2 separate regions of the Homo sapiens genome follow, and region 1 is linked to region 2. Evidence: chromatin loops called from intact Hi-C (ENCODE). Cell type or tissue: A673. All regions are shown on one strand. Links, peaks and the distances in the headings refer to the core of each region. The heading gives the core; the rest is flanking DNA.

The links. Peaks named below come from ENCODE experiments on the same cell type or tissue, not always from the same donor. Only the 100,000 strongest peaks of a DNase experiment are listed, where the experiment ranks them.
Region 1: a loop joins it to region 2, with 5 times the contacts of the local background. A loop is called at or near these places in 2 of 110 quality-filtered maps.

Annotation. Positions count from the first base shown.
Region 1 is chr14:25,830,430-25,846,105 of GRCh38, reverse strand. It overlaps LINC02306 (long intergenic non-protein coding RNA 2306), which reads left to right and starts at 7,574. Exons shown (of 3, transcript XR_001750924.2): 1 at 7,574-7,646; 2 at 8,895-8,977; 3 at 10,132-13,098. In A673, for the core only: a CTCF peak has its summit at 12,185 (motif pointing left); DNase peaks (open chromatin) are centred at 8,355 and 12,165; H3K27ac peaks cover 1,097 bases.
Region 2 is chr14:26,121,238-26,136,913 of GRCh38, reverse strand. No RefSeq gene overlaps it. Among named protein-coding and RNA genes, the nearest start is that of LINC02306, 290 kb to the right of the region's middle. In A673, for the core only: a CTCF peak has its summit at 8,775 (motif pointing right); DNase peaks (open chromatin) are centred at 7,463 and 8,813; H3K4me3 peaks cover 509 bases; H3K27ac peaks cover 3,282 bases.

The DNA.
Region 1 (15,676 bases), core at 5,131-13,130, 290 kb after region 2:
TTTTTCTCATTTGTCATTTGAATCAGAGTGTTGTGTTAGAGAATAGGCTTTGTTATTGGCAGACTTGGATTTGTATCTTGTCCTCACCTCTCATTAACTGTGTGACATTGGGCAAGTTATTCAACCTTCCTGGGCTTCAGTGTTCTCGTGTTTGAAAATTTAAACATTCCAGAAGCCATTTTCACAGGGATACAGTGAGGGTTAGATACGACTAAATAACTAAAACGTTGCTGATACATAATAGACACTCAATGAATGTCCTATTTTTCTCATTTCTTGTTGATATTCATGAATAAAATATCTTGGAAATATTTGGTAAAGAGAAATAATGCTGATATATTAATCCTATTTTAATAAGCATTCACTCTGGGTCAAAAATATATCAACAAGTTATCTCATATAGAAGCAAGGTAATTGAGATAAATTAACTGGAAAAAATAGAATACTAAAAAGGGGTTAGTTAATTGTCCTCAAATAAATGAACTGTTTTCATTCAATAAATTATGGCTTCCTATTAGTTTTCACCTCTGCTGAAAGACACGGTAAAATGTGTTCAGAATGAAGTAATGTACAAAGAAAAACCTCCTGATGATAACAGTTAAAATCTAGGATATTTTTCTAGGAGAGAATGCACAGAAGTTTATGGAAAAGCAGATATAACCCCAATTCAAGCCAATAAAATCAGTGAAAACCTACAATTATACTAACATTCTAAGATAATAGATGACAAATATGGGAAGTTGTTAGATTAATTTAAAAAACTATTAATAAGAAGAAAGGGTTTACAGAGATAGCCTAATATGGAGGAAAGAGAACAGCTATTTTTATCCTGAATTTGTAACTATCCTTTTCACCTAGGTAAGTTAAATATTTGGTCCAAGTCTCCTCGTATATAATGGGATCTATTGAATTAACTTAGTTCTAGTATAATTTTAGGTAGCTGGTTTCTTTCTGATTAAAATGTGTCTAGATTTATAAAATAAAGGGCATTTAATACTCTTTAGAATCAGACATACTGTGTAAGATGAGGTATGTCTAATATAAATTTCCATCCATCTATTAATAAAATGATCAAAACCACTCTCCAGTCTAGAGGCAGGATGATGAACTCAAGGTCACAGTGCACAGCACAGTGCCTCTCTGTCTGCCCACAGATGATCAATACAATTTTTTTTTGGAATAAAAGAATGCAGAACCTAATCCCAGACATGAGCTCCACAATTTGTTCCAGCATTAATTTGACAAACCTACTATGTGCCAGGCAGTATATTTATTTGCAGTGGTATTTGGATATGACATGAGTACCAAATTTAATTTTTAAAAGTAATTTACCACCATTTGATTCAGAATTTCCCCAATATTCTCGAAGGCAAATGAAATTAGTTGATGTGTATTATATGGTAAAAGCTGCAAAGGACAATGTGCTGACCTTGGTCTGCTAGTTTGTCTCCTCGTTGGCAGATGCTTTCAGGGAGGAGAGTTGAGATAAACTGGAGGATTAGTAAAATTCTGAGGGTAAAATAATTTTTTCTCAGCCTTTAGGGAATGGAGTAATGAAGCATGGCAAAGCAAGTCACATTACCTATATTAACTTAGAAAGGAAAATGAGTTCTCTGTTACATGTAGACCTTATTAATGAATAATCACTACATTGTTCATAACTCTGCCTATGCTGGAGAAGGTAAAGTGGACCAGGATGAGCAGAAAAGATGTCAGCAAGTAAATTTTCATGGGGCTTTGACATGCAGACTGATTTTCAAATGCTTTGACTCAGAGGACTCAGAAAGCAAAGGCAAGGAACAAGTAGGTGTATAGAGTGTCATTTTGGTGGGTGAATGAGTCATATCATAGGTTTGTTTCCTGCAAATGGTATTGTCACAGTGTCTGCTTAAGTTATTTGATCCAAGCTTTAAAAAGAAACATTGCAAGTCTTCCTTTCAGAAAGGAGACCCTAAGGAGTTTAAAAGGAATTATGGTTTCTTTTCATCAACACTGCTACAAGCCTTACTGCCACCAGCACTAATTACTGTAGCTCACAAACCCTGTACTCTTTCTTCAATTTAAGGCTTCAAGAATACTCAAAGCTAAACAGTGGAAATCCATCACGGATGTGGGCTTTTTGCTCTCATTTTAAAATGCATTATATAAGAGGGAGAATCCTTATCTGAAACTACAGGTTTGAACACACCGTAGGTCTTAAATTAGACCTCTCTTTGAAGCTTAGTAACAGAACAGTAGATGGGAACACAGATACAGCTGAAACTTATATTCTGGTGGTGCAACTGCAGTGCCTTGTCTATAAAGAGGCTAGAAAAAGATGAGCATAAACTGAAAGACTAATACTAAACAGCTGTGCTTATTTGGGGACAAAATATGCATTGTTGAGAATGTTTTCTTGAGATTTATTCCTAGGAATTACGTACATATGGAAGTCAGTTTGGCTCTCCTTTGGAGGAAAATATTTCCCCCCATGAGAGAAATAAGCTTTTTTAATCACAATGCTGTTGAAGGTAGAATTGTAGGAAATCCTACACAAAGGAACAGTCCATCTGAAATCTGCAATATCATTTAGACTTTTCTTTCTTCTCGTAGAGCATATCCCTCTGTTCACATGATTCTGTCGTACTTACCACACTATATATTAGTCATCTTTTTGTTGGTCTTCTCCACTTCTTACTCATTATTGCTTATATCTTATAGAACAAATATATATTATCTATTACAAAGCCTGATGTAGAAAAAGAGTCTCTCATATATACACGCATGTATAATTTGTTCCTTTACCTTTTTAAAATTCATTTAATTAAATATCTCAAAATATTATACAGAGTTTAGAATTTAAAGGGACTAAATCACTCATAACCTCAGTGCCCTAGCCAGCAAATGTTATTTTAGGAAATGAATATTATTTGGAAAAAAACACAAATCTAAAATTAAAAATCATTTTACATCTCTAGGTAGAAAACATAAAATCATACTCAGAGTGTTCTTAAAAATATATTTCCTATATTTAAATTTCCTTAAAAGCCATAACACTTCATCAAGATGTCTTAAGTGGGTGAAGATGATCTCATTTAGCAGATGAGGAGAAAGAAAAAAGGCTTTACACAACTATTTCAATGACAAAGAATGGATTAGATTTAAAGTGATACTTCCAGTTCAGGCTGAAATGGTGGTGACATACTTTCACTGCATGGGCAGGGAATGGGTTTGGAATAGTTTTTTGTATCAGAAGGTTGGACTGAAAATTGCCTTGAAAATATCTTCTAAATTGTGAGACTGATAAAAAATTATTTGAGGAACGTGTCTGTTTTTATATTAGACATCAATTTTCCAAGGTGAATAACAAGAACAAGATCTAAGCAACCCCTTGACTGTTGGGACTTGGGATTTATACCTGTATTATTTTCCTATGTTGACAGATAAGATCACAAGGCTCTGCTTTCTGGAGGCAATAGAGAACACTTCATGGGCAATTATAAGTAAATATAATTTGATTTTTAATTTTTCATATTTAGAACTGATATAAAGATAGTGACTATTATAAAGCCAGTAGTAACTTAGGTATCTTAAAACAATATTTTTTTGCTCTTATACTCCTAAATGAAAACAAGATATAATCTCTAAAATAAATGTTTAATGTTCCATTTTCCCATAGCATTGTGGTTACTGTAAACAAAACAGTTTAACAGATATGATTTCTATCCTCCTGGAGTTTGGTAAAGACAGTTGGTTTAAAATTAAAATGACCCTTCTACTTCACATATCAGATAGTTAAGCCTCATGCTGCCTGTCAGTGTTAGGAATAGATTTGGTGATCTCAAACCAACACAGCATTGTTAACGCAAAAGGGGGTCAGAAAAATTCTTTTTCCTTCATTAAAGTATTTGATAAAAATTGTTTCTTCACATTTCCCATGACAAATTTATTCAAGTGAAAAAACTAGCTCTTTTTGGGTAGGTTTGAGGGAATGGGAAAGTAGGTCAATAACTGATCAGAGTAATAAGGCCATTTTTTTTTTAGCCAAATCTTTATTATGTCAATACCCATACCATGAGGAAAGTACTCCATAGTCAAATGAGAAATGCTGCCTATTGAAAACAATTATTCAAACCAAATATGTTCAAACTGTTTTTGAGGATTAAACTGACTGTCTAACTCCTCTTTAGGCTTCCCAGCCCCTAGGTGCCACTCCATGTGTCTTTACATGATTCTAGTTAATCCCAGGCAATGTGCCTTGCATTAAATAGTGCACAGAATAGAGCTGGTGAGTGGACCTGCTGCCCCAGCACAATGCTTGGCCTTTCAGAAGGACCTAGAACCATCAGCTTCAAGGTAGAGCATTAGAAGTTCTATAGGTATTAGCCATGGTTGACAAAATGCATGTGTTAAATATTTAGTTAATGCTGGCCTCTGGTATTGGATTTCTAGGAAATCCAAGGTAAGAGGTAGGATGGTAAGAGAAATGGATTTCTTTGACAGTCTTTAGCCTTTAAGAAATTTCATAAGCATCCAAACTGTTGCCAGAGGTAACATGTTTCCCAGTCTTACCGTAGTGACAGCAAATCCAGGCCTTTGGATTAGAGCACTATTTTAGGAATTTCTTGTAGTTCAATGCATATTTCTTGTAACAAGTTAATTCCAAACCACCCATTATGATATAACTGATTACTCAACCATAGCATGTGCCAGGCACTCTGCTAGTCATTGAGAAAAAACAAGATGAATAATAACAGTGGTTAGAATTGCAACGGAGGGTTATTGGTGCTACATAAACAAGGAATATCCAAGGAAGAGTAGGGTGGGAAAGTGGCTGAAGGAATTTTAAAAAAACAACAGAAAATGTGATACTTAAGTGGAGACAAAGCTAGACAAAGTTTAGGAGGGCATTCCAAGCAATGGGAAGACTGCATAAAAAGAAGTGTGGGTGTGGTGGCTCACACCTGCAATTACAGCACTTTGGGAAGCTGAGGTAAGTAGGATTGCTTGAGCTCAGGAATTTGAGACCAGCCTGAGCAACATATCGAGACCTTGTCTCTACTTAAAATTAAAAAAAACAAATCAGTCAGGCATGACGGTGTGCGCTGGTAGTCTCAGCTACTTGGGAGGCTGAGGTGGGAGGATTGCTTGAGCCTAGGAGATAGAGGCTGCAGTGTGCCATGATCATGCCACTGCACTCCAGCCTGACAGAGTGAGACCCTGTCTCAAAAATAAGTAAGAATAATAATTTTAAAAAGACAGAAGCAAAACATCTAGTGGGTCCTCAGAAATGAAACACGATGCAGTTTGTTCCAGGGAGGATGGTTACAATGGTGTCAGAGGGTTAGTCATGTAAGGCCCTGAGTAGACTGGTGAGATAAAAGATCTTGCCTGGGTGATAAAGCATGGAAGGGCCTAACTGGCCTGCCAAGGGGCTTGATTCCAACCCATCTGTGATGGAATACTATGGAGGCCACGGAGTATCTGGATCAGACTGACACTTCAAAACAGTAACCCTCTTTGCAGTATGAACGGTGGATTGAAGGGAGAAAAGGGTAGACTTAGGGATGCCAGCTAGACGAATATTATACTAAAACAAGCTGCAGGTGATCAAGGAAAGGTAGGACAATGATGGAGATGTCAAAGAAATATTTTAGAGGTGGAATTGATGAGACTTAGTTACAAACTGAAAGTAATTGATGAGGTAAAGGAGGAATCTAGGACAAAGTCCATGTTACTGGCTTGAGAACAGGTGACAGAAAGTAGGTTTGGTCATGAATTCCATTTAAATTAATTGAACTTGAGGTATCATTGAAACATCCAGTTGGAGATGTCTATTAGGGCATATTATATAATATATGGGTCTGGAGCTCAAGGAGGAGGTCCATTTTTGAAATGGATAATTGTGAGTCATCAGTATATAATCTAAATTAAAGAGTCTTTAGGAGATTAAATATGATGCAGCCAGAGGAGACATTTTAATGGAGAGAAGAGGAAGAAAGTGCAGAAGACGAGACACTGCCCCTTAGGAGGATGATCCAGGACATTTCAGAGGTTGTTGCAGGGGTGGTTCTTACTCATTCTTACAACTGAAGCACAGACACATATCACTGTTCTGAGTTTGGGCAAAAGCCTGAGGCAAAAGGAAAGAATAAAAGGTCATTCTCCTCTCCTAACAATTGCTCTGGAGTTCCTTAACTTGATCACGATTATCAATAAATAGAGGAACTTGTTATCATGACATGTCCTGGAAATGTTCCCCTGAGATGGATGTTTCTAGTCTGCAAAGTGAACAATGAAGATTATGGGTAAGATGAGAGGGGAGTGAAGGACTCTCTCCTTCTACGTGAATGGGTCATCTTGTTCTGTTTACAAGACTAATGTTGTAATTAGGCACTCTCTGGGCTAAACCTCAACCTCAAGGCCTGCCTTTATTATTCTAACACTATGCCTTTAAATCCCACTGGGTTTTTAGTCTATTCAACGGTATCTATTTATATATACATGAGATATCATACTTAAAGAACTTTAATTACTTGGGTGTTACAGTGTCATAAGTACTGGATTTAAACTCAGAACATCCGACTTTGATTTTCTGCTCTGTCACAGATTAGATTTGAGATTAAGTCATTCTCCTTCTCTTGGCCTCTATGCCCAAGTTTATAACATATGACAGGGTTAGACACGATAACCTCTAAGATTGCTTCTCTAAACTTTCTAGAAGGGGTTGATAGTCAGATACAAGTAAATATGTATTCATTTTCTATCTCAGTTATTCAGTTATTTACTTGATGAACATGTATTAAACACAAATTAGGTGCCCTGGATACAGATAAATAACAAGCTCAGAAACTAGTGAAAATTAGATATATATTTGTCCTTAGGTGAAAACATATTTTCTCAAAAACTAATTCTTCAAGCTGTGGGTCCTTTTTGTTTTTTATGAGTCAGGCTTGGCATATGGGTTTGGAGGTCACTGCAGAGGAACAAAAGCATTTATTGTCCAAAGTGATATCCTGAGAAAATAATCTTGAAACTACAGATGCTGAGGGATACAAATAACCACACTTTAGGGGCTTTTAGCAGAGTAGTACCAATAATTAATGGTTAGAGACGTTCTTGTAAGACAGTGATCTAAAACAGCAAAACTCAAAATTTGAAGGTAGATGTAGGAGATAGGTAATCAAAGGTATGAGAGAAAGATAAACGTGTGGTTCTGGGGTCTTCCTGAGGATATGGAGCTGTGCCTAGGTATCTATGTCCCATGTGCATGAATCTGAGTAGAGACTAACTCAGATGTTCGTATTTCTGGAGCATCCCCACTCTTTCTTTTCCACCTGCCCCATCCAATAGAATATAAGTTATCCTTCTGTGAGTTATGAAGCAACTTTCCTACTCACTGAGGAAAAGTAAGATACTGGGGAGATGAGCAAGTGCTGATAAGAGAGATGAAGATCAGCTTTGCACCCCAGAATGATCTGACTAGGAAGTTAAACTTGCTGTCTAATGGCATTCTATCTCTTTTCTCATGTTTGTTTCTTCCTGTTCAAGATCTATTTTTCTTCTGTTGGTAACAGTGGTCTATTTTTCTTTTAGAGAACTACTCCACCATCATCTGATGTGGTTCTGATGGCTGTGTGTTTCTCAGCTTTATCCTCAGCCTGTGGGTAAGTCCAAGACTCATGGAAAACCAATTAGACTATCTTTTCTTGGCATTTAGAAATATTGAAGAAAAATAATATATGCCTGGGAAATGATTGGTGCAAAGTCACTCCCTGGTGTAATGCCCCTTCATTTGGGTATTTGGGGAAACCTTGGCTCTCACCTTCCCACAGCCTACTTATAGTCCTTTCTTCAATTCGCTTTTCTTCCCAATATTCCTGCAATAAGTTCCTTATCTCTCTATGCTGTACATTCTAGTTCATTATGTTCATATTAGGTAGCTTAAGTCTCTTCCAGATGTCACTCGATCCAAGGAGCTCTTCTTGTTCAGAGAAAGGTTAGGAAATGCATTTTGAAGTACACTTGGGAGACAAAGGGCAGGGCCCTGGGTCCCCGTTTGGCTAGGTATAAGAAAAAAACAAGGCAATTCAGACTATTTGAAGGTCTCTTTTAATTGAAAGTTTATTTGTGGCATCTCTGTTTTAAAGAAATGGGTTGTGAAAGCAGAAATCTCCCTTGACAACATAGGGACTTCTTTAGAGGTTGTGACACGTCCCTGTTCATGAATCCAACTGCTACTGCAGGAAGATGGATTTCATTTGCCCCAGCCTCTCTCTCTTTTCTGGTAGATAATGTAGAACTTTCAGGAGTTTCCTTTAGTTTCTGGGGCCTTGGTTCTTGAACAAAGAGATTCCATTATCTTCTACTCTTTCTTCAGCCTTGTCTACAAGTCATTTGTTACATTACAGCATTTCCTGAAATTTAGCAAATTCTTGAAAAGAAAGATTTAATCTTCTCAGGAGAAGCTGGGGAAGATTTATAGACGCCTATTCTTAACATGTCAAAATGTGGCTTGGCTGCTAAATTTACTGGGACCGCCTACACAGCTGAGGATTTCTGTGACTCTGCTGGAAATAATGGCTTTAGGAGGTAACCAAACAGCATTAGAGAAAAACATTTGAGAGAAAACAGATTTTTATGTTGCAGAAGTATTTCTTGTTTTATAAAAGAGCATTACATTTTTAAGAGCTCATTAAGTTGTTTTCCTTTATGTTCGACCCCAAATTAGAGTTTGGATTTCTTAATTTTCTCTTCTAAAATCATCTGCAAGGTATTGGTAACTTGAGTTTCCAAGTCTTCAAATGCCATACAAAATGAAAGCATTAATTCTTAGGTATTATTATGGAATGAATTGAATTCTGTTAGGTAGCCTTTTATAATACTTATTTTTTTTATGTGCTTGATCATTACAGGTAATTTAAAATAAATACTTTTGCAAGTGAACCAATAGAAATATTTCACTGTCATTGGGCAGAAAGCTAAAAACCTAATTACGGTATGTATTGAACAATTTTTGTGTTAGTTTCTTCACTCTTTCCATATCTTTGTTCACTTTATTTAACATCCACCATTTCTCCCCTCACATAGTCATACACTGGCATTTTTTTCTTCATTTCATTGAAGAAAATGATACTCTGTTACACAAATCTGCTCCCTATTTCTTTTGAAACTGTATTCAGTCAGTCCCCATAGAAAGAATAGGTAATGAAATTCTATCTCTCAAGTGTATGTAGACATATCAATCACTTTAAGTGGAAACAATCATTCCTCTGCCATTTGGAGCCAACATCTTTGAACAAAGCAGCAGCACCATTGCTTTCTGTTGCTAAAAATAGTTTTTCCATAAAATGCTAAGGTTTACCTTCCAACCACATGCCACAGAGGTCAAGAAAAGCAGATTTCCTGATAACATTTGATTTGAGCAAAGGGAGTGATAAAAGATGCGTTCTGTAATCTGGATTCAAAGCCGACTGAAGACGTGGAGTCCAGTGAAGATAATCGAGCAGACCTGTGCTGTCACCCTGCTACCATTCCATGATCTCTGCCCTGGGTTGGTCAGGAAGTACAAAGACTTATAATTCTTTTCCATGTTGTTGATAGTCAATACTCCAAACTGTAACATCTCCTATACAATTCAGCATCTTTTCTCCCTCCTAAATAAGCAAAAAAGATTTTGGATTTGTGATGCCACCTTTTCCTCAAGAATCATTATACACGTTTGCTTTTTGTTTTGATTTCAGTGCTTTAGGAAGCTGGCACCAGGAGATACAGAAAATAAGGCACCTGACCTCCTTTATTGCAACTGCCCCCATCCTGCATGCCTCCCCTACCTGCCATAAACTTAAAAATCCACGCATATTTAAAATGCTGCTGGCTAAAAGCATGTTGCTGATGGATTAGAGAAATACCACGTTAGCACAACACATTCTAGTTAAAATGAGGTGCTGCTGTCTCTACCCAGGGCATTGCTGCTGTGAAGCAAAACAGCTCTCACTTCCAATCCCCAGATACAGAGCAGTATCAATGCAGAAATATTAAAGAGAAAATTAATAATTTATTTCAAAAATTCATTTGCAGCTGCACTTCAGTGAATTAATTACTTTTTGTCTTTCTCCTCTTATTCATCCCTCTCTCTTGCTAATGATCAAGTTGGAAGTAGGAAGAGGAAGTAAGTATGGTTGGAAGAGGTGGAGTCTGGTGCTGCCAGAGCAGAAAGCACAAAGAAGAACGTGCTTTTAGGTGGGTGCCCTAAGAGACATGATAAGTGAAAAAGGGTAAGTTAAACTTAATCCTATTTCTTTACACCAAAAGCAATAGAAAACCACATTACTATGTTATAAGTTCTACTTAGTATTTTAGAGGAGAGAAAAATTAAAATCCAGCAAGCAAAATCTCAAGTTATTAAAAAGATTAATCTGTTGTTTATCACTATATCATCTATGCAATTCACTTCCCTGTATGTTCATTAAAATAGACCAGACCACACAGACACAGCAATTGTATAATTTTGCTTAAGTGTCACGCGGAGCTCGTGTACTGACTTCCAGAAGGGTTGGGGTGGACACAGTAATTTTTGCATAACACTTGCTTATCACAACTTTCCAGATGACTCTATGGTGACATTATGGCAAGGTTCAAATCCATAGCCATTTAAATCATTTTCTGAGCTAGAATAGAAAAATCAGTCCGAGAAATTTCATCTACCATATCCCAGACTGAGGCAAAGCAGATGCTTTCTTCCATATTTAAAACACTCACAAAACAGGAAGATAGTTTCCATCATGCCAGTTCAAGCTACCATGTTAAAGCAAGCAAAAAGTTGTGCTTTTTAATATACCTTATTCTAAGTAGCTGGTTTAATGGGAGAAATAACCTTTGTACTAATGAGATTTTGAAAAAAACAAATGAATGTAAAAGCAAACACTGAATCTTCTCTAATACTCTTGTTGCTCTGGCACAGGATCCATAGCCATTTGGGTACCAAATGATCCCCTCAGGGATAAACAATTTCCATGGGTGCAATTGGATGTTCTGGTATGTGTATCAGCAGAAAGGGGGAATAAAGTTAAGGAAGAAGACGGAGAGAAATCAGTGTTTAATTTTATCCAAAAGATAAGAGACAGAGGAAGAAAAAGAAGTACAGAGAGGAAGGGTATCAAGAACCAATGCTGATGGTGTCAGAGGCAGATACTCCTCTGTTCTGTTCAGTGAAACTATCATGAGAGCCCATTGACTCTTCTGTAAGAATTTGTATAGTTTGCACCATGACACCGTGCCTCAGACTGTCTTAATGACTCATTGTCCCTGTTTTGACACAACCTAACGTGATCAGGAGCTCATCAGCTAACTCAAAATTTGTTTTCTGAAGGTTGAAATGAGACACCATCTAAAGGTGTACTTGCTATAGTCTCACCTCTGAGTAAGGAAACAAATGCTTTGTGACTTTGTGTCTTTCAGTACTATACGATTTGGGATACTATAGCTCAATGTACCATTATAGCTCTTTCCATGGATTTCTAAAATATGCCTAACGAGTAACCAACTTAATCAATCCCAAGTATCTTGGTGGAAAAGATTTCCCCTCCCAACATCAAAAACCCTTCAGATAAGATGAGTGCATAATAAGGCCAATGTTTATTTATGTAGCTGTTGTAACTTAAAAGAGATCTGAAGGAAACATTTATTCAGTATCATCAAGCCACTAATAACTTCCATGCACTCAATATACTGGTCCATTGGCTATGAATGCATTCTTACTTTTACAGCTTCCCTAGAAATTCTTTATCTGAAAATTTACCAAAAAGCAACTCATCGTATCATACAGTAAGAAACTAAAAATCTATATCTAAGACATATTGTTGCTGTTTCGAACAAACCTGGAATATAATTTGATAATTCAATGAAAATTTGTTTGTTTCATATTGTGTATGTTAAAAGAAGTAGCATTAACTGGAATCATCAATCAAAAAATTTCCCCAACATCTCCCGGCAAGTGATTGCAACAGCAGCTGGAAATTTGGTAGACATCTTTCCTTCCTAATTCCTTCAGCAAGAACATTTAGAACGCTGTAATGATTGGCTCTAAGGAATCTTGTGTTTATGAAAAACTATCCTGCTTCTGCCTTATGCATTCAAATTTGTCTCCAACCAGACTCTTTGTACGCCCTGAAAGCTCCCAGAGGCTTTTGACTACGTAGTACTGCCCCCATGTGGGCCAAGGGTGTCAATCGTACAAGGAGCACCTGCATTGCATTTTTGACATTAGCAGAGGGAGGTAAAAACTATGATTTTTTTGGTAGTTTTTATCCTATACATTGATTTGAATTTTCAAGGGAAATAAACTTTTCCAGTCTCAGAGTTAGTCATAAAAAGTAGCTGGGTTAAGATGCCTGGAAATAAAGAACAGAGGAGAAGGGATAGGAAAATCTAGGCCAATGTTCTCTCTCACCTGGGATTCTTGTTTTTCTCCGCCCAGAAGGTCAAATCTCAGATGAATTAGTATGCAGATCACATACACAGCAACTACAGTTCCAGACTAGGGAATGTGCTAATTGGCTCACCCGCCCGAAGTACCGGGGTACCAGTCGTCTGACACATAGCCTCTGAGGGAAGCAGGACTTAATGCAGGACACAATGTTCTCACCACTCTGCACTGTCCCCTATCCCTGCTTCTAGCAAGCAGCCTGGCCATACGCAGCGATGGCTGGAGCACTTTCATAATTATTCCTGCTTCGTAGACTAATGTGTACACTTGGGATTTTAAAATGCTATCTAATTCAGAAGAAATTAAAATTAAAGCCAGTGTCCCTCCAGGCTCCTTTCCCCATACATTTCTCCTGTAGTGTTCCAAACAGTGCTCTAAATAGCATCATGCATAAAAAGGTAGGTTAGAAACTCGGCATTGGTGGTGCTAACACCCTTTAAATCTGTCATAGCATTGAGAATATGGTTAAAGCTAGTCCCTTACCAGACAGTACAATACAAGAAACAACTCTTTTGCTAGTCCTCAAAGAAGTTAAATAATTAAAACCCCTTTTCTAATTCCTTTATGATTAGAGAAAATACCTTATAAATAAATGAGTAAATAAATAGCATCTCAAATATGAAGATTACTTGGTTACTTGTTTGTAACTCCTTTCACTATTGGCCTCATCATTCCGACTCATGAACTGTTTTGCTCTCTTCTGGGATTGTTTCCTAAAGAGGTGGGATGCTTCAGAGAAGAAACATAGAATTTCCTAAGTGTTAGCACCCGTCTTGTTCCAGGAAGCAATGATATGCTTAGAGCTCTCTTTGAACAGGGAGCTGTCTGAATCATATGGTATCCATGTTGCTGATGCAATAGGATCAGGAAAAACGACAGCCGTCAGTTGTTGATTAAGTCTGTTAAGTTATCCAGGCTAATGAGGTGGAGGCTTTTCATGCTTCCCCTGCCTAATGTCTCTCATTAAATGTACACTTATCAAATATTCAGAAAATTGTGGTAGTCATAATAGTGGTAATAATAGCCACATGATGACAATGGTGAAAAAAGAAAGCATCCTTGAATGGAAGAGGTTTCATTTTGCTGAAGCAAATCAAAAGAGGTTGTAGTACTGCTGTGAGCTGTGTGCAGAGTACATGAGACTATCTAGATGTTCCTTTGCTTTATCATGTTTTTAATAAACTAAAGGTAATTAGCTAGATTTCCTGGGATTACTTGGACACACAAAAGTACAACAAATTTTTAGGCAACACAAATACTTCTCCTGATTTGAGTTTGCATTTTGACCTGAAACTAGCAAAGCAAAGCTAATTCTCAACATTGCAATTTACATTCTACTTCAGTTTCTTATTTATGTTAGTTCAATTTTAGATCAAATGCCCTTGTGGAGCCACCTTATATTAAAAAGACTATTCAGCCTCAACTGAATTAGACTATTTTTTGTTTGCTTGGTTAGTTGGTTGGTGGGTTTTGCTTTGTTTTTTACAGGTTTGCAGCTGAAAATTTTTTCTTGCTTGTATTTTTCAACTTTTATGTTTGTCAGAGCCTCTAAGTCTGGGTCAGGATGAGATGTGAAGATGTCAGAAAATTCAAGGAACCTTCTATTTTGTAGACTCAAAAGGATTTGATAATAATATGAATTGTCAGTTTTGCTCATCACTCAGTTCTAAAAATCTATACTCAAAACCTTTCATGATTGTCTTATCTCTCAGTAGCATCAAACATAATAAAATCAAAATAAACTTCTGATGAAAATCAGGTTTCAAAATTTTACCGGAAGTTTCTTTTCTGTTTGATTCTTTTTGATCAGCACCAGATATACCAGAAACAAACAAGTTTCTCCAAAATCTCATTTTGTTTTAGCAATACTCCTAGCAAGAAAAAAAAGACAAATATGGAAATGATGCTGTTCAGGTTTTTCTTCTGTCACCTCTATTAATAAGTTCATAAAAACAATACTAATATTAATATTGGCCTTATTAATTTTCCAAATTAAAAATAACATAGTTAATACAATAGACTCAGCTTTTGAATTTGTGGTGATCTTTCTCTGGTATTAGGAAATTTTGCATCCCTGACAGTTCAGTAGCACTACTTTCTCTTTTGTCTTAAGTCTAATGTAAGTCTAACGGGCTCATTTAGGCTTGTAATGAACAGTTTAGGATTTTTCCTCTCGGGTTCCCAATCTTGGTAGGTGACAGTAGTTTGTTTGCATTTGCCTTATGTATTTGATGCTACACAGTAGTGAAATGCAATCCTTTGCTGTCTATACAATTATTATGATGCCTTTGCAACATGATGTGCTCACTGACACAAGTTTACCTTCCTTTGCCCCAGGCTTGCAACCTGGTGGCATTTGAATGTACCTGTTCCAAAGAAAGTATTGGTCTTATGACAGTTTTGTGATGTGAAATAAGCTGAAAGTAGGCTCAACTGACCCGACTATAACAACATACCTCAGTCTAGAGACTCTTCTAGCTACTGATGATTGCTTTTCTCATATTTGGAAAAGGCTATGACATGGCCAAGAGAAAGAGAGAGAAATGTCTTTGACCAAGTCTCTGAACTATAGAACTTGTCAGAGACTTTTTTTCTTTTGTCCTGAAAAGGAAAGCAGAATATCAGAAATATATTTTTGATACTTTATTAGTTTGATACTTTATTAAGTCCCAGCTAATGTTGTCGATGAAACAGCAACAGTAGCATTTCCAAAATTTCTGTTTTGGAAAAGATTATGGGTAGCAATTTGATTGGGAGAGATAATTAAAGAATTGCAATCATATGGTTTTTACTTAGAGTGTATGATTGTATACCTATTCAGGAATAATAATGGATAGCCTGAAGGGGATTATGGACAATGGCAAAAATCTTCCATCCCTACTTCTTGGCACCCCTCTGCATATTCACTGCTAGTTTGATGGAACAATTTGGAAGTTTACTGTTTGTTAACGGTTTCTATATTTTATGACATATAATATGTAGAGTAACATAAAACTAGATAGTAATGAGGAATATCCATTTAAATTAACCTACCTAATGAAAACAAACCAAACAAAATATTTATTGTATGCCAGTGGCTTCCATTCCTGTTTCTTCATGAGATCCAAATTAGTGCTCTTAAGTCTAATTGCCAAAGCAGCTTCCATTGTCTGGGCCCATATGCCAGAATGAACTGCCATTTACATTGGACCAAGAAAGCAGTAAGCACGT
Region 2 (15,676 bases), core at 3,934-11,933:
CTTTTACATAAAGATTATAAAAACAATCTCTAAGTCACTGCTTGTGAATCTAACATGTCTTTGATTTCAACTCTTTCATGCCTTTGTTACAACAGAATATCAAGTGAAAGCTTAGCTCTAATTGAACATTCTCCTTGCACCTAGACTACTACCATGCATATGCATATGCAGTTGTTTTTTAGGCCATGGTTGGAATATTACCAAAAATAGAAAAGTCAATTTTCAGTTGTCAGTAAGTATGTAGAGCACAGCCTACTAATAAAAGTTAGCTGGTGACTATTAAGGCACCAGAATTTAAATTTAAGGGCAAAGCAGAGATGTGTACTGAGAAATGACTTTCTGAATTACTTAGGGAGCAATGTACCCTTTGCCCAGACAGAAGCTTTATGTAGGGAAAATGTGAGATAAGAAAAAAAGTAGTGTAAATAGGAAATCAAAAACAACTCTCAACCTATAGAAACCCAACTCCTGGACAGACAACTAAAAGTAAAGACAGATATGGAAGAGGGAAAGAGCCAAAATAAGTGTATGTAGTCATATAAGTCTTGATCTTTTATTTTATTTTTCATTTAGCTAAATGGATCTGAATAAACCAATGAAAGATTTGCCTCTAATTGCCCATTTCGATTTCATCTAGGAGCTTCTGATGTTTCCTAGCTGGTAATTTGTTGTTCCTGGGTCTTTAGATTTCACTTTGCTGAGTCTTTGGATTTTGTGTTTTGCCTTTCTCTTACATGATGTCCCTTCTTTCAGACATCCTATAGTAAGAGCTCACAGCTATGCTGTCATCCCTTGACATGGCTTTAGCAGCCAATCACAGCCAAGCTGTAATATAAAGTAATCTCATCCCATGTAGCTTAATTGATCATCAGATTCAGTATCATTGAGGAGAAAAGAAAAGAGGAGCCCATTGTGCATTGTTATATGCCAGACAACATAGTATAAAGGGTACCTATCAAGGTTGGTTATTGCTGGTGTAGCTCAGAGCTTTAAAGCTTTCAACACCTTGGTCAGAAGCAAGAAAAGAGCCAACACAAGACCTGGGAAGCTGAGAAGGTTGACAAGCGTTAATAGTGCCATTATCTCAAGATAATGCTAAGCTGATAAAATATTTGGCCATGGCCTAGGTTTTTATTTCCCGTGGAAACATGGGCTTCAAATACTGCAATCTATCACAGAATCTCAAGGGAACTGCACATTTTGTAATGTATTAAATTCATGTAAACTGCCACTATGAAGACAGGAAATCTAATTTAGGGGAAAATATTCCAGCATAATAAGGAGGCTAAACTGAGGTGGCCACATTACAGACACACTGGCTTTCTGGCTTACTATTTTCTTAATCAAAGAACATGTCAGTGGGAAGGCCACCAAAAATGATATGGGATTCATAGCTGTCAGTTATGAGATGCACACAACAGGTAAATTAATATTTGGTGATAGGCTTCTGGTGCATGGGGCTTGACAGCTTTGGCACTACAAATGAGATCAGATTCTTTGTCATAATCAACCAAATATAATTATTCTCTGGTTGTCACTAGGCTGTTCAGGAATCCACATTAACTCTTTCAGGCCACCAAGAGCTCTTTGTATTTTTTTTTCTTCCTAGAAATTCACCGGTCACTGAGAAAATTGATGGAAAGGGTTACTGGCCTGTAGTTTTTGTACTGTATAACCAGAGCTTTGAACTGGAAGAAACCACATGGATTCTGTGACAACAGAACCCCTCCTCTCCAGGTCCCTAGAGATGTAGGGAATTGCCACAGATCATACTTCTCGCTAGTGGCAGAGTAGGGAGTTGAACTCATTTCCACTCAATTAAGTACAACTTACTAAAAAAGAATAATTTGTGGAATACTCTGATGTACATACTCTACTTTGAGCATAACCAAACCCTGTGAGAAAGACAAAGAAAAAGCAAAGACCCGGTGGTGAAGTGACTTACCTAATGTCAAGCAAAGTTGGAAGTGTAACCTGGTTCCTCTGATTCTGAGCTTCATGCTCTTCTTACTACACTGTATACTGCCTGTGTGAAAACTAAGATTACTCGCTGATTAAAGTTTCCCTTGGGTTAATACATTTCCTTTATTATTTTGCTCTTTTCCTAATTTAAAAAATGTGAATGTCTACTTTTTTCACAAAGATTTTAGTGTTATTTAACTGAAATTTAAATACACATTTAAGCAAGTCCTTCTCCTCTTCCTCCTCCTTCTTTTCTTTCCCCACCTCCCCCTCAACCTTCCACTCCTTCTTCTTTTTAGACTAGGAGATTAATACATCCTAGTGGATATATTAGTTTACTGATCCATTTATGCTTACTTCCTGCACTATTACTTTTAGAATGTATATACAGTCTTCATTCTCCATTTGCATATCATTTAAAGTTTATTAACTTCTAAAGGTTATTGAGTCTTACAGACTGTTCTTTATAAATCATTGTTCATGTCAAATGCAGATGTAGTTGTTAGTTTTACAATCATCCAAGAGAAGTAAAAATGAAAAATTACCATTTTTATTTTTAATATAAATGAGGGACATCTCTTGCTGTAACTGTCCGAAGTCCTGCAGTACACACTATCAGATTATACTACAAAGAGGCCAGCACATTCATATTAAGCTCAGGCTTGCTGAATTATATCAGTCATCAGTTATGAAGGGACAGTTTTCCCCTGACCCACAAGGGCCTGTTTAGCAAATGAACCCTTTCCTATTTAGAAGCTCTGGCTTAGACTCATTATCATCAAGGCCACTAATGATAACATTTAATGGACACAAACATTTTTTCTCAGATAGAAGACACTATAATTGTTTTAGACAATTCAAGTGGATTCAAGCCTTGTGGACCTTTTTATTTTTTAAAGTGGGAACCTCTTAAACAGAGAGAAAGTATTCTATGAAGATAGAGCTATCATGATCTTATTTTGAACAGGCGTAGGGATGTTTGAAAGGGTGCAGTATGCCAGAAGCTTTACTTGTAAGACAGAGAAAAGAATGTTCTGATCTATTCCAAACTAAAGTTTCAGGTGTGTTACCACCCATTCCTTCTACCTCAGCTACAAGTTCTAGAAGATTAACCAAAGCTCAGGCACATAGCTGTAACATTGATGGAGTTTCCTGGGCTCTTGCTCTTCCTAGGATCCCTGAGGAAGCATCTAACTGCAGCAGCAGCAAAGACATTCTTAAGACACACTGGTGTTTGTTTGAGTCTCAGCAGGTGGAACAGTGGGGCCTGTTATAAGAAGGTTAAAGAATATTCTTAAGCTTGATAAGTTTGAATAAACATTAGGCAATGTCTGTGTGATTCAGAAACGAACAGATTGAACAACAGTCTACAAAAATGCACCCAACGAAGTCACCAAACTGAATCCATTATGGTGGCATTGCATTTACAACACAGTGTGTTTACTCTACATGCCCAGCTAAAGGCAACACACATACACAGATACATACACACAGACATAATAATCAATTTTATAACTACCTGTATTTCACCTGGCATTCTACTTGATGAAAGAATGCCCCTATATGAATGTGCTATGAGAACATCGTTTCTAAAGCAATTTTCTGATGCAACATTCTCACTGTTATGAGTGTACTTCTTATAATTGAAGACGTTTCCATGCTCCCATTCAGTATAGCTCTTAAAAGTGAGTGTAAATTATTTCATTCAATGCCCAGCCAAGGAAATAGTGATCTATTGATATGCTGAAAGAAAAACTGAGTTGGACTTACTAAGAGAGGGTTTAATACTAACGCTCTGTGGGTGATGAAAGAGATTTTCAAAGGTAATTTTGGCTTTGGATCCTAAATTCTATCTAAGATACTACTCTACTCCAATGATGCTCCTCTCCACATACTGAACTATGATGCCATTGAAAAATACTTAGTTCATAGATCATGTTAGACATAGCCCCTCTTTTGGTTTATATTCTGCCAATGTGAAGTAACAAATCCAAAATGTTGGTAGTATCTTCTTACTTCAATTTCACCTGGACTGATGTCGACAGGGCTTGTCTGACATTAATGTGTTTCTCTCTCTGTCTCTCTCTCCTTCCCCCTTGCACACACTTCCACACTGACACACACAAACACACACATCATAGTTAAACTAAATGGTTTTGTCTCAAATGAGTTTAGAAAATAAGTTAAAATTAATTAAATAATGGAAAAGACAAGCATAAATCCACAAGAATTATTGCTGAAAAAATGTTCTGATCTCTTCAAATTAAACTTCCAGGTGTCATGTCACCTGCAAGAAGAGTTATGAACCAAAGAGTCAATCACATGTGGATCCCATGAGTTTTTTTGGCTGGTATCATAAAAATGTAGAAACATGTAATGCAGGGCCCTCTGAATGGTGAGCTGTTTCCTTGTTTGCAAAAATTCTAGCACCAAGACCTTCACTGTAATAATCAGGGGTCCCTACCAGTCCAGATAGCTGTAGAATTTAATGCAAACAGTGAAATGATTCATTGGAATGACCTAATCTGTACTACAGAAAAAATGTTGTAAGCATTGTACTGTCAAGCATAATCATAGACAACAGATGACAAAAGATACATTTATTTTTATACCATTTCTCACCAAAGAATTGGAGAAACCTTTAGTTTGTTCCAAGAGAACAATGTCAATGTGAGTTCAGTCTGGCTGCCTCCTGTTTTTGCAATATCCAAGTCTTACTCATCTTCTTTTTCTCATTTCCACAGCATTCCTTTCCCCATACAAAGCTGTGCTTGGCCATCACTTTTACCTCTTAGAACCATTATTGATATTTGTACATTTTTGACATCCATTTGCAGCTGTTGAATGTTGACTTTACATATCAAACACTTGCTGATTATTTTGCTAGGCAAAAGTTTTGTTTCTTTTAAATAAACTCTAAAATTTAGTCCGTCTCTACTATCCCAGAAATGGCATGCCTGCTTGCATTACCCTATGCCCTCTTCTTTCTCTAGTGAAACTTTTATGCTTTCTGTATCTGTTACTATGGTTTAGACTCCACTGTAGGATTGGGAAGATATTGCATTCCATCTTATTACTAGAAGGAAAACTTCCCGATGGAGTCTGAATTGTATAGTTACAATTCAGCTTGAGGGAATACATCTTACTCATCTCATAGCCAGTGTTGGGTGATCTGCTGTTACATTCTCAAGAGACAATTGCCAGAGGAAGCCAGAAAATTAAGCCATTAAACAAGTTAAACTATTTGTAAAGAGAAGTTGAATGTATTCTTTGACCAAGTAAAATTCTCTGGCCTTTTAACTTACAATATCAATTTAAAAAGATGAATATTTGACCCCAAAATCACTATTATGCATAGTAAAAAAATCATCATTTAAAAGAGAACTCAGAAAATGAAAAATGTCTTTCCATCATCATGTACTGTTACCAAAAAAGCTTCGGCATTCTGGGATCTTTATTATGAACTCTAAATCCCTAAGGAATAGATTTCTAACATTACCATTTTCAGAAAAATATATTTCAGTGGGTTTTTTCTGCCTAACCATTTTCATCTTCTATTTCTAGGGGAAAGTGACATTAAAGATGTGCAAAAGTCAGATTTCTTACTGGGTTTCCAGTTGCTTTTTGACATTGAGTGTGTAGCAACACCCTGAGAATGAAACTCCTTTCCTACATCTGAATTTCCATTGGCTCTCGTGATAGGAAGGGAATATAGAATTCTCCTGTATTAAAGGAGGGGGTGCCTGGGGTCAGGATCGGATAGGATTTAGCCCAAATATTGCAGCTAATCTAAGGTAACTCACAAATTCCTTGAGGAAAAAAGGTAGAAAATCCAAACCCGAGACAAAAGCAAGCTCTAATGACCCAACAAGGAATTTGCTTTGTGGTCTGTGATTTACTTTTTCTCTACATTTTGAGTGACACAAACCAGAAGACAGTTTTGCTACAATCCTGGAATAATAGCAAAGCTATCATTTGCTTTGTGAAGTTGGGCAATTTCTCAGATCAGGTTGTTTGTTATCAAACTATATTCTTCCAAGGCCTAGTCATTGTCAGGTGCTCATTTTCTCAACACTGTTAATACTACTAGGAAAATCTGACGTATATAATACAATATGAATATTTATATTCTTCTAGTTCCTTTAACATCTCAGTAGAGCAAGATTACTGGAAGATGATGTGCAGTGTAAATGATTATTGTTAACCAATGATTATTAAAGATTTCAAAGGTAAAGGTAGGCAGCATTAATCAGAGCACATTCACTTTCAAAATCATCTGAAGAGCCAAATTGTTCCACTTGTAAATTCTGAATATTTTCACAATACTGAACTGTAAACAAGTTCTCTTGCTATTCTAAGAACTAAAACCAAACTTCAATTAAGAAACTGAACCTGTAGGGGTGAGAGATTTGGATGATACGTGTTTCCTCATTTCTAGCAACCACTCGATTTTCTCTCTGGCTCAAACAATGAAAGAGCAGGCAAATCTCCAAGGCTGAGCTTTTTGGGGTGAGATTTTTCTAACAACTCTACGCCTAATTATCTGTATGTACCATCAGCAGAGATTCTCAAGGTACTGCTTATTGAAACTGACCTGGTAGGCATCCCAGGTCTTAAGGATGAATGAATAAATAACTTTGCTGAATGCTGCTGAATATGTGATAACGTAATTAGTATTCCTGCCCACAGAATTGAAAATGAGATGTTGCATCTCCAGGGACTTTTATACTTCTCTGTAAATAGTTTATCTTAAAATGCACAAGATACATATGAGCTAAGCAAAAAGGTTCACTCTAAATTAAAATGCTATTATGCTACAGATGATGTGGATGAAGGGTTTACTGAATTGTCACTCCCAGATTGACAGAGGAAAGCCATCATTTACATATTTTCCAAGTACATTGAGCCCCACAGGCATTTGGTTTTTTCAAACAACAACAAAAAAGCCATTCGGGTTAAAAATAATCCACTAGAGGAATACAATGGTGATCCATTGCTAGTATCTCCTGACTATGAAAATAAATGTTAACATTTATTTGATACTAAGGAGAAGGAAAACAAACGTTTGAGATAAGTTACTTTCTTCCAGATTTCAAAGTGAGAATTTTTAAAAAGTGTGATGTTTCAAAATCATCGGAGATTGCTGCCTCAATTTGTTTAAAACATTAAGGCATTTACCATATTGGCACCAAATCAAGTCAATCTAATCAATTTCCCCTTGGATACTTCAGTAACTTAGAATTTAAATGTTAATCAGTTCTATTCAGATTATTTACATACAGGTGCATAAGAAATAATCCAGTGGATTGTTGCCCAATATATGCTAGCTAAAACTGCAAAGACAAGAATTATTTTTTCTTTCTTCCAGAGCATTTGCAAAGGATGAGTGAACTTCCTTCAGACTCAGCAGGACTTCCTCAGTCTGGCTGTGTTTCAACTCAAAATGATTTCCTCCTCAGAAACAAGCACAAAAATGCCAGTTCATCTCTCACTAGAAACAAGAATAGAGATGTATGTCTCATGGCTAGAGACTCAAATCAGGAACATATTTAGAGAGCAGCTGCTAGTGGGTCCGGTTCCTTTAATGGCGTCACTGTAAACTAGAATAAACAGGGAAATGCAGACTAACACTGGGCCAAGAATCAGAAGAGTTGGCCTAACATTGCCACTAATAAGCTCTGTGGCTCTTAGCAAACCACATAAGCTCTCTGGGCTTCCATTTCTGCCTGTGTAAAAGAAAGCAGTTTGAACTGGTTATTCTTTCATTTATTCAAATGTATTGAATGCTTGCAATTTGCCAGTTACTGTTGAAGGGTAGGAAAATATGCCACTCCAAAATATGTCACTTTGACATAAGGATTATTTTTAAGCTGAAGGCAATTGGAAAGAAGAAGATATAATAAAAACTTTCTGCACTCACTCCCCCACCCCCGCCTCCACTTGCCTTAAAGCGGGACACTAATTTACAAAGGTGTCCCTTTTCCTGTCTACCAGGAAGGACAAAGGCTGATCATTGAAGGCTATTTTACTTTTTATCTTAAAAAACTTTTCTTTTTTTTTTTTTTTGGCACGGAGATTCGCTCTTGTCGCCCAGGCTGGAGTGCAATGGCGTCATCTTGGCTTACTGCAACCCCCGCCTCCCAGGTTCAAGTGATTCTCCTGCCTTAGCCGCCTGAGTGCCTGGGATTACAAGGGTGCACCACCATGGCCAGCTAATTTCTGTGTTTCTAATAGAGATGGGGTTTCACCACATTGGCCAGGCTGGTCTCAGGCTCCTGACCTCAGGTGATCCGCCAGCCTCCGCCTCCCAAAGTGCTGGGATTACAGGCGTGAGCCACCATGCCCGGCTTAAAAAACTAACTTTGAGACAATTTTAGGTTTACAGAAGTGTTGGCACATTAGTTCACAGAGTTAATTTCTATATACCCTTCACCCACGTTTCCCTAACGTTAACATCTTACAGAGTCATGGTACATTTATCAAAAGTAACAACATTAACTAAATTAGACTTTACTTGGATTTCTTCAGTCTTTCCACTGATGCCCCTTTCCTTTTCCCAGATTCCATCCAGGTTCCTACACTGCATTTTGCTGTTACGTCTTCTCAGTCTCCTTCAATCTGTGACAGTTTCTCTGACTTTCTTTGTCTTGCATGACCCTGAAACTTTAAAAAATACTGGTCAGTTATTGTAAAATAGCCCACAATTTTGGTTTGCTGATGTTTTCTCATGATTACCCTGAGGTTATGGATTTCAGGAATGAATACTGCAGAGGCGAACTCCCCTTCTCATCATATCACATCGGGGGTACAGAGATGACTTTAGACGCTTATCAGCCTGGAGATGGCACCAGAGGAATCTACATAAATAACTTTACTACGTAGCCTTTTTCTATGATGAGGTTTTCCTATATTTGACTTCCCACAATTTGCTGCCCCTAGAGCTCAAGGTCTTTTTCCTAGGTCTTTTTGCTTCTCTAAAACGTTAAAGTTCTTTGTTGAAGAACTTTAGATAAGCTGGAGTTCCAAGTCACCTCTTTGAGAGTTACTCTTTCCCTGAGTAACATGTATTTATGATATACATATATTAATAAACTTCCTTTTGTTTTTCTCTTGATAGTCTGTCTTTGTTACAGGGGTCCCAGCTGAGAACTCAGAAGGGGCTATGGTTTGAATGTGCCACCTCCAAAATTCAGGTGTTCCCAATGTGATGTATTTACAGGTGGTGTCTTTAAGAGTTGATTGGGCTCCTTCCTCCTGAGTGGGTTTAAGTACCTAACAAAAGAGGCTTCAAGCAGTATTCAGCTCTCTTGCCCTTCCGCTCTCTGCTATGTGAAGACACAGTGTTCCTCCCCTCTCCCTTCTGGAAGACACAGCGACAATGTGCCATATCGGAAGGAAGCAGAGAACATCCCTCACCAAATAATCAATCCTGCTGGTGCCTTAATTATGAACTTCTCAGCCTGCAGAACTGTGAGAAAATAAGTTTCTGTTCTTTCTAAATTACACGGTCTCAGATATTTTGATGTAACACCACAAACAGACTAAGACAGAGGGGGATAGTAAAAATTATTTTTCTCTCATCCGTTGTGATTGCCACTGGGATTTCTACTGGTGAACTGCCTTATGGGGCCTGCACTGATGCTGGTTTTCTAGCTCCTTTTTTGTGTTTACATCGACACCACCTTACTTTATTACTTTCAAAACTATGAAGAAAAGATAATCACAAGTCAGCCTGAACTCCCCTTTCTAATGTTACAAAGCTGAGGCCAACCTTGCTTAATTAAGATCCATAGACACATGTGAATAATTAATACATTTATAAGGAATGTCCTATTTTTACTACTTATGGCTTTTATTAGCTAAAGATTCTGTATCTTCTCAAAAATGGCATCTTATAAAAAGCTTCTAATATTGGAGATAGGCTGATCGGTGACCATTTTATAGGTGTTAGCAAAACTTACCTGCATAGATGCATAGAGTACATTTTTAACCTCTTGGTTCCTCAGATCGTATACTTTTTCTTTGCTGAGATTGCTGTCCCTTGCTAATCTCTATCCACCCTAAGCCAAACTTCTCTTATTGATCCAGAAACTTTGCTACTTCATACACAAATATTTCTTCAATCACATTATCTTCCATTAAAAAAAACACTATTGAGCAATTAGATATGACAGACATGGAACCAGGCTCTTTGTTTACATACAGTCTCTCTGTGCTTAGACTTCTATAACCCCAATGCCATTTTGCATATCTATTTTATTCATTCATTGACTTATTGCTTCATTTAACACATTTATTGACCATGTAGCATATGCCTGGTATTATTCTAAATGCTGGAATTACAGAAGTGAACAAAAAAAGTCCCTGACTTCATGGAGTCAGCTTCTAAATAGATGATAAGCTGCTGGAAGACAGGGCCTATTTTGTTATTTTTGTTTGTTTTTATTTTGTTTTGCATGTAGTAGAAAATGAATTTTTGTTAAATAACTAGAAGCTTGTGTTGAAGAGACACGCTATGGTTTTAATGTATTCCCCAAAAAACATGTTTTGGAAACTTAATCCTCAACAAAAGTGTTGGGAGGTGGGGCCTAATGGGAGGTGTTTAGGTCATGAGGGCTCTATCTTCATTAATGGATTACTAACTATGAGAAAGTGGTTGAGACAGTGAGTTTAATCTCTTTTTCTCTCTTGCTCACACTCTCTTGCCCTTCTGCTTTCTGCGATGGGATGACACAGCATGAAGGCCATCATCGGATGTGGGCTGATTGATCTTGGACTTCCAAGCCTCCAGAACTGTAAGAAATACATTTCTGTTCTTTATAAATTACCCAGTCTAACGTTTCTGTTACAGCAGCACAAAATAGAATAAGACATGGCAAAAATGTAGAAGGCTAGAGACAGTAAGACTAAGCTACTATATCCACACGGAAAGGATATTGTTAAAACTGGTCCTAGGAAATACTGAGAAGTAAACGCTTCCTTATCTGAGTCCAATTCGTCTGCCTACCTGCCTCCTTCCGTCCTCTTCCAAACTCATCTAAATACTTATTGTAATAGCATTTATTGTGAATTTTGCCTAATTATCTTAAAAGTGTTGGTATTTAAAAGATGAGTGGCAGAGAGATGTAACGTTAATATATATTATTAAAGTATAGTATTTCAAATACGGTGATTCAGGAGTAGAGACCGTTCTATTGAGGCAAATCTTCTCAATAAAATCACTGACGCCTAAAATTATGCTACCTACTAGTGATTAGTGGCTTGTACAGAGAGGTGCCATTGTTCTTGGCAATGAAGACAGAGAAATGATATCATAGTAATAGAGTGGCCAAAATTTTATGTTTTTGGCTTAGAATTTCTGAGCAAGCATTTTCTAAAGTTAATATACATGACTGTTTGGAAAGGCTAATTTCATATCAAAGTAATAAAGATATCTGAAAGCTTATTGGCTGGAAAGGTTGGTAAGGACCATCAGAAGAAGGGGAAACAAATCTGTTTTTCTAAGGATATATCCAATGGATCAAGCTTTCACTTCAGACAGCATACAGATTTCCTGACTTTCAATCTGACACCCATAAATATTCCAGCTCAGTGGGTCTTTGGGTTCCCCAGTCTCTATAAATATACCATAGCTTTTGATTGTTTTATGATGGAAGTTTATTTTATTTTATTTTTGCCTGCACAGTTGGCTTTATTTTCTTCTATGCTTTATAGACCCTTATCTTTTTATTAGTTCAGTGTTCCCTGTTGATTTTGTATTTTATATTCCTGCTGTCACCACCAGAACCTCACTGTAAACAAGAACGTTGTATCTCAGTGGGTTATTTTCTGTTAATGACCTGTGATACAGTATATAAATAAACCACAGAGTCATCCACAGGTGCAGTTTATTAGAGTTATTGCATTGTGGCTTGGGTAATGTTCCTCGGTTCTTTAAAACTTTGCTGCTTTGAGAAGCACAGGGGCCAGCTAGCTGGCAGGTTTGAAGAGAGAAAAATGAGCCTGTCACTTGGCAGTGGATGGGAACCCAGCCTAATAATCATCATTTTAATTTCTCAGTGTCAACATCTAGGTTGCTGTATGGCTTAAAAAATTCCACTAAGCCAAATTACCTAGATAAAGCGGTCTGGTTCTAATAGTTGTCTTGAACAGGAGTAGAGAGAACACACAAAAATCTCTCCCTGCACATAAAAAATAAAACCCCAGGAAAATACATACACTATACTGCTCAATTAGAACAAGAGGGATTGTTTGAGGTTGCACACAGGTGCATAATGAAGACTGATAATGACAGTTTATTAATGAATTCTCACAACCCCTGGTGAGGTAGGTGTTATTAAGACTCAGGTTCATATGGGGCAATGGAGGCTAAGTAACTTGCCCAAGGCCATGCATTGAATCAGTCCCAACTCAGGGAAGAGAGACGTCAAATGAGCTCCTGCTACACTTTGTGTTATAACCACTAGATCATGGTCTGTTTTTTCCTGGGATGAAATTAGCAGAAGTAAAATTGAAGATGAAGAGTCCAGAAATAGAAGGACTATTTGGTAATGATTTCAGAAGGGAACTAAAAGGCAATGAAGCGCTCTAAGAATATTGTAATGTGCTTCAATGAACAGATATATACTTCTGAGTTTGAAATACTTTAGGAACAGATTCCATCACACATCAGTAGCATTCAGGACTTGGAGAAGACAAGGGACAGAGGTAAAGTGGAAAGTACAGTAGAGGAAACTAATGTTCTGAACATTCTATACTATTGTAAGGTATTTACAACATAATTTAGCCCTGGAATCTTATCTTGTCATGGAGATATATAGAGAATAAGACTGCAGGCTTCTGTCTGACTAATTGTGAGCAGAATATTAGATCTTCATTTGCTTTTCTTGTTTTTTTATTCATAATAATGAAAATAATGTTCAAGTATAAATCTTTACAATTATTTATCATTGGTATTACAATTCTCTACATTTTTGCCACACGTATCCAGGATGACTCTAAACTAACAAAAGCAACCCATGCATAACAAATCCCCGGTAATTTAAGATGTTTAACTAGTGCATGCACAGCCATACCTGTCACCAAAATGATGAGTTTCACTTTGATGCATCTCAATCTTCAAATTTGTTCCAGGTCCTTTGTCAAACAGGCATACTTATTTCTCTTTACCGTGTTTGTTCTAGAAATAATTCTACTTAGTAGAACTGCATGATCAGTTAGCACTACAGTTTTATCAGATATATCAAAAGCATGCAATCTATGCCATTGCACATAATTAGTTTGATGAGTTAGCATTCCAATATAACTTATTCAAATTTACTTGCTGAGTGAACTATTGATGCATAATTTTAGAAAAAGAAATATTAGCACATAGATTTCACAATAGTCAAGTCATTGCTACCCCCAGCTACACGTTCTATTGTCTTATTTGCCATCTGATGGTGGTGTCATTATTTAATTCTTGGAGGATCAATACTGTTTATCCAGCAAGCACCTGTTACTTTAAAGGAATGTAGCAGGACAATGGCACTTTCCTTTGTTGTTGGCTTAAATTAGAGAAGTAAAGCCATCAGGGTGTAAAGATGATACCTGAGTTCTTTGCTTTTCTCATACATTGTGTCTCTCCAATATTTCTCACCAACACAATGCTTTCAGGAGCTTAATGGTTAAGTAAACAAAGCTCTGCATCCATAAGCATTTATCTGTATATGGATTTCTATAGGGGTTGTATCTTTACAGTCTCCTTATTAATTTTATACCAAGACATGATTAAAATGGCAAGAGAGAGAAAGGCCACTTGTAATGATTTCAGCATTTTACACTATGGAAATTCTTAAATAATTATCTAATGTTAAATCTACCAATGAGTTGTCACTACAGTTTTGGTTTTTTGTTTGTTTTGTGGAAAGAAGAAAGAAATATCTACAATACTTATTTACCTAAAGGCAAACTATTTGTATGTAAAAAGACAGTTACATCAAGTATTGGCTATAATGCTTCTTTACTAACATTTAAAAAGTATTGTAAATCACAGTGTCTGTTATGTGTATGAGTTTCTCATGACTTTTATTTTTGACCAGCCTACCCAATTCATAATCTGCTTAGACTCTTTTTGTTATTTCATACCTAACTTCTGTTTTTATTAATTTCTAACTTACAAAATCAAAACAGAGAAATGAAAAATCCTATATTTTGCCTGCTTTGAGATGATTTCACAGTGCTATTCAAAAGAAATGTTTGTATATACTTGATTAAATGCATGCACAAATGCATATTAACATATATATTTTTTCTTAGTGATTTAAATGACACATATTTTATCAAATAATTAAAAGTGAATATAGAAAAACACTATCAACAGGGCCTCCAGAGGCTAGAATGGTAAGACAATTAAGGGAATTAAATGACTCCTCCCTGTTGCTTCCCTCAGTTGTAGCTTCTCGAAGCATAAGATACCAGGAAGTACAGGACAGCATGGTCCAAAGACTAAGAAGTGGTTGGTAGAAAATGATCCGCCAGAGGGAAGCATCAAAGTGGGCTGGGGAAAAAGATGGGCCAATGACACAGATAAACCCAGGACACCTTCATTTTTTTCATGATTTGTGGTAATGTGGCATGATAAATGCATAGCTTTTCTTTTCTGCCTCTTTATTACCTTACTGTCAGTATACCTGTTTTCTCTAGAACTGATGGAGAATTTTAGTATTAGTAATCATGGTAGCTTAGCTTTTGAAATAAAATTAGAGATTTGTTCAAATAGGCACCTAATGCCAGAATCTGTAGTACATTAATCTTGCTAAATAGAAATCTACCTCTACCAGAATACTTGCAGTGACAGTGCATTTACCATATCACGAAGTAGTTATTCCTGCCTCTCTGTAGCTTTTACTCAGTTTTCTGGTTCTGTCTTATGAAACAACCACAATTAGCAAGACTCTTTCAGGTGTCATGCTTCAGAGTTTTGACAGCAGTCATCCGTAGTAAGTTCCTCTTCTCCTGGCCTGAGATGCACTATTACTCCAGCAGGTTTTTAGGTTACATGGTTCTGAGATCATCCTTATCTTTCTGGGTACTGTTCTTTAGTTGCACACTGGTTTTTCAAGATTTCAACAGCAAATATTTTTCAAGAATTGAAACAATATTCCAGATATGGTTTAATCAATGCAGCATGTAACAGGGTTATTGATTACTAAGGTTTAGATATTACACCTCTACTAATGCCATTTGAATTTGCTTAAGTGGCTGATCACTGTATTGCAGAATTCGCCCATAGTAATCCTGAAGTCAACAGCTTCAGACTTTTCACATTTCTATTGCCTGACTGTGGCTTTCCTATATTGTCTTTATGTATCATAAGATTATAGTAATAGAGAAAATGTTCAGGAAAAGGGAGATAATCATTATATTGTATGCTTATAATTTCTCCCCTAAAGTATGTGTTAATTTCTGCATCCTGATCTTTGAGACATATTAATATACTGGAGTATTTTAGGGGGTGAAAGATAAGAATAGTCATGGAGTTACAGGAAATGTTCTATGAGGAACTGTCAAAGGAACCGGAAAGGCACCATAAAGAAGAATGATGTGACAGCTTTCTGTTTTGTGAACTCTCCTCAAATATCTGAATGGCCTCAGTCGGAAGGTAGAATGCAAAGTAATTTATGTTAAAATAAGGCAAAATAAGGCAAAATTGAACCCAACATGACAAAGAATT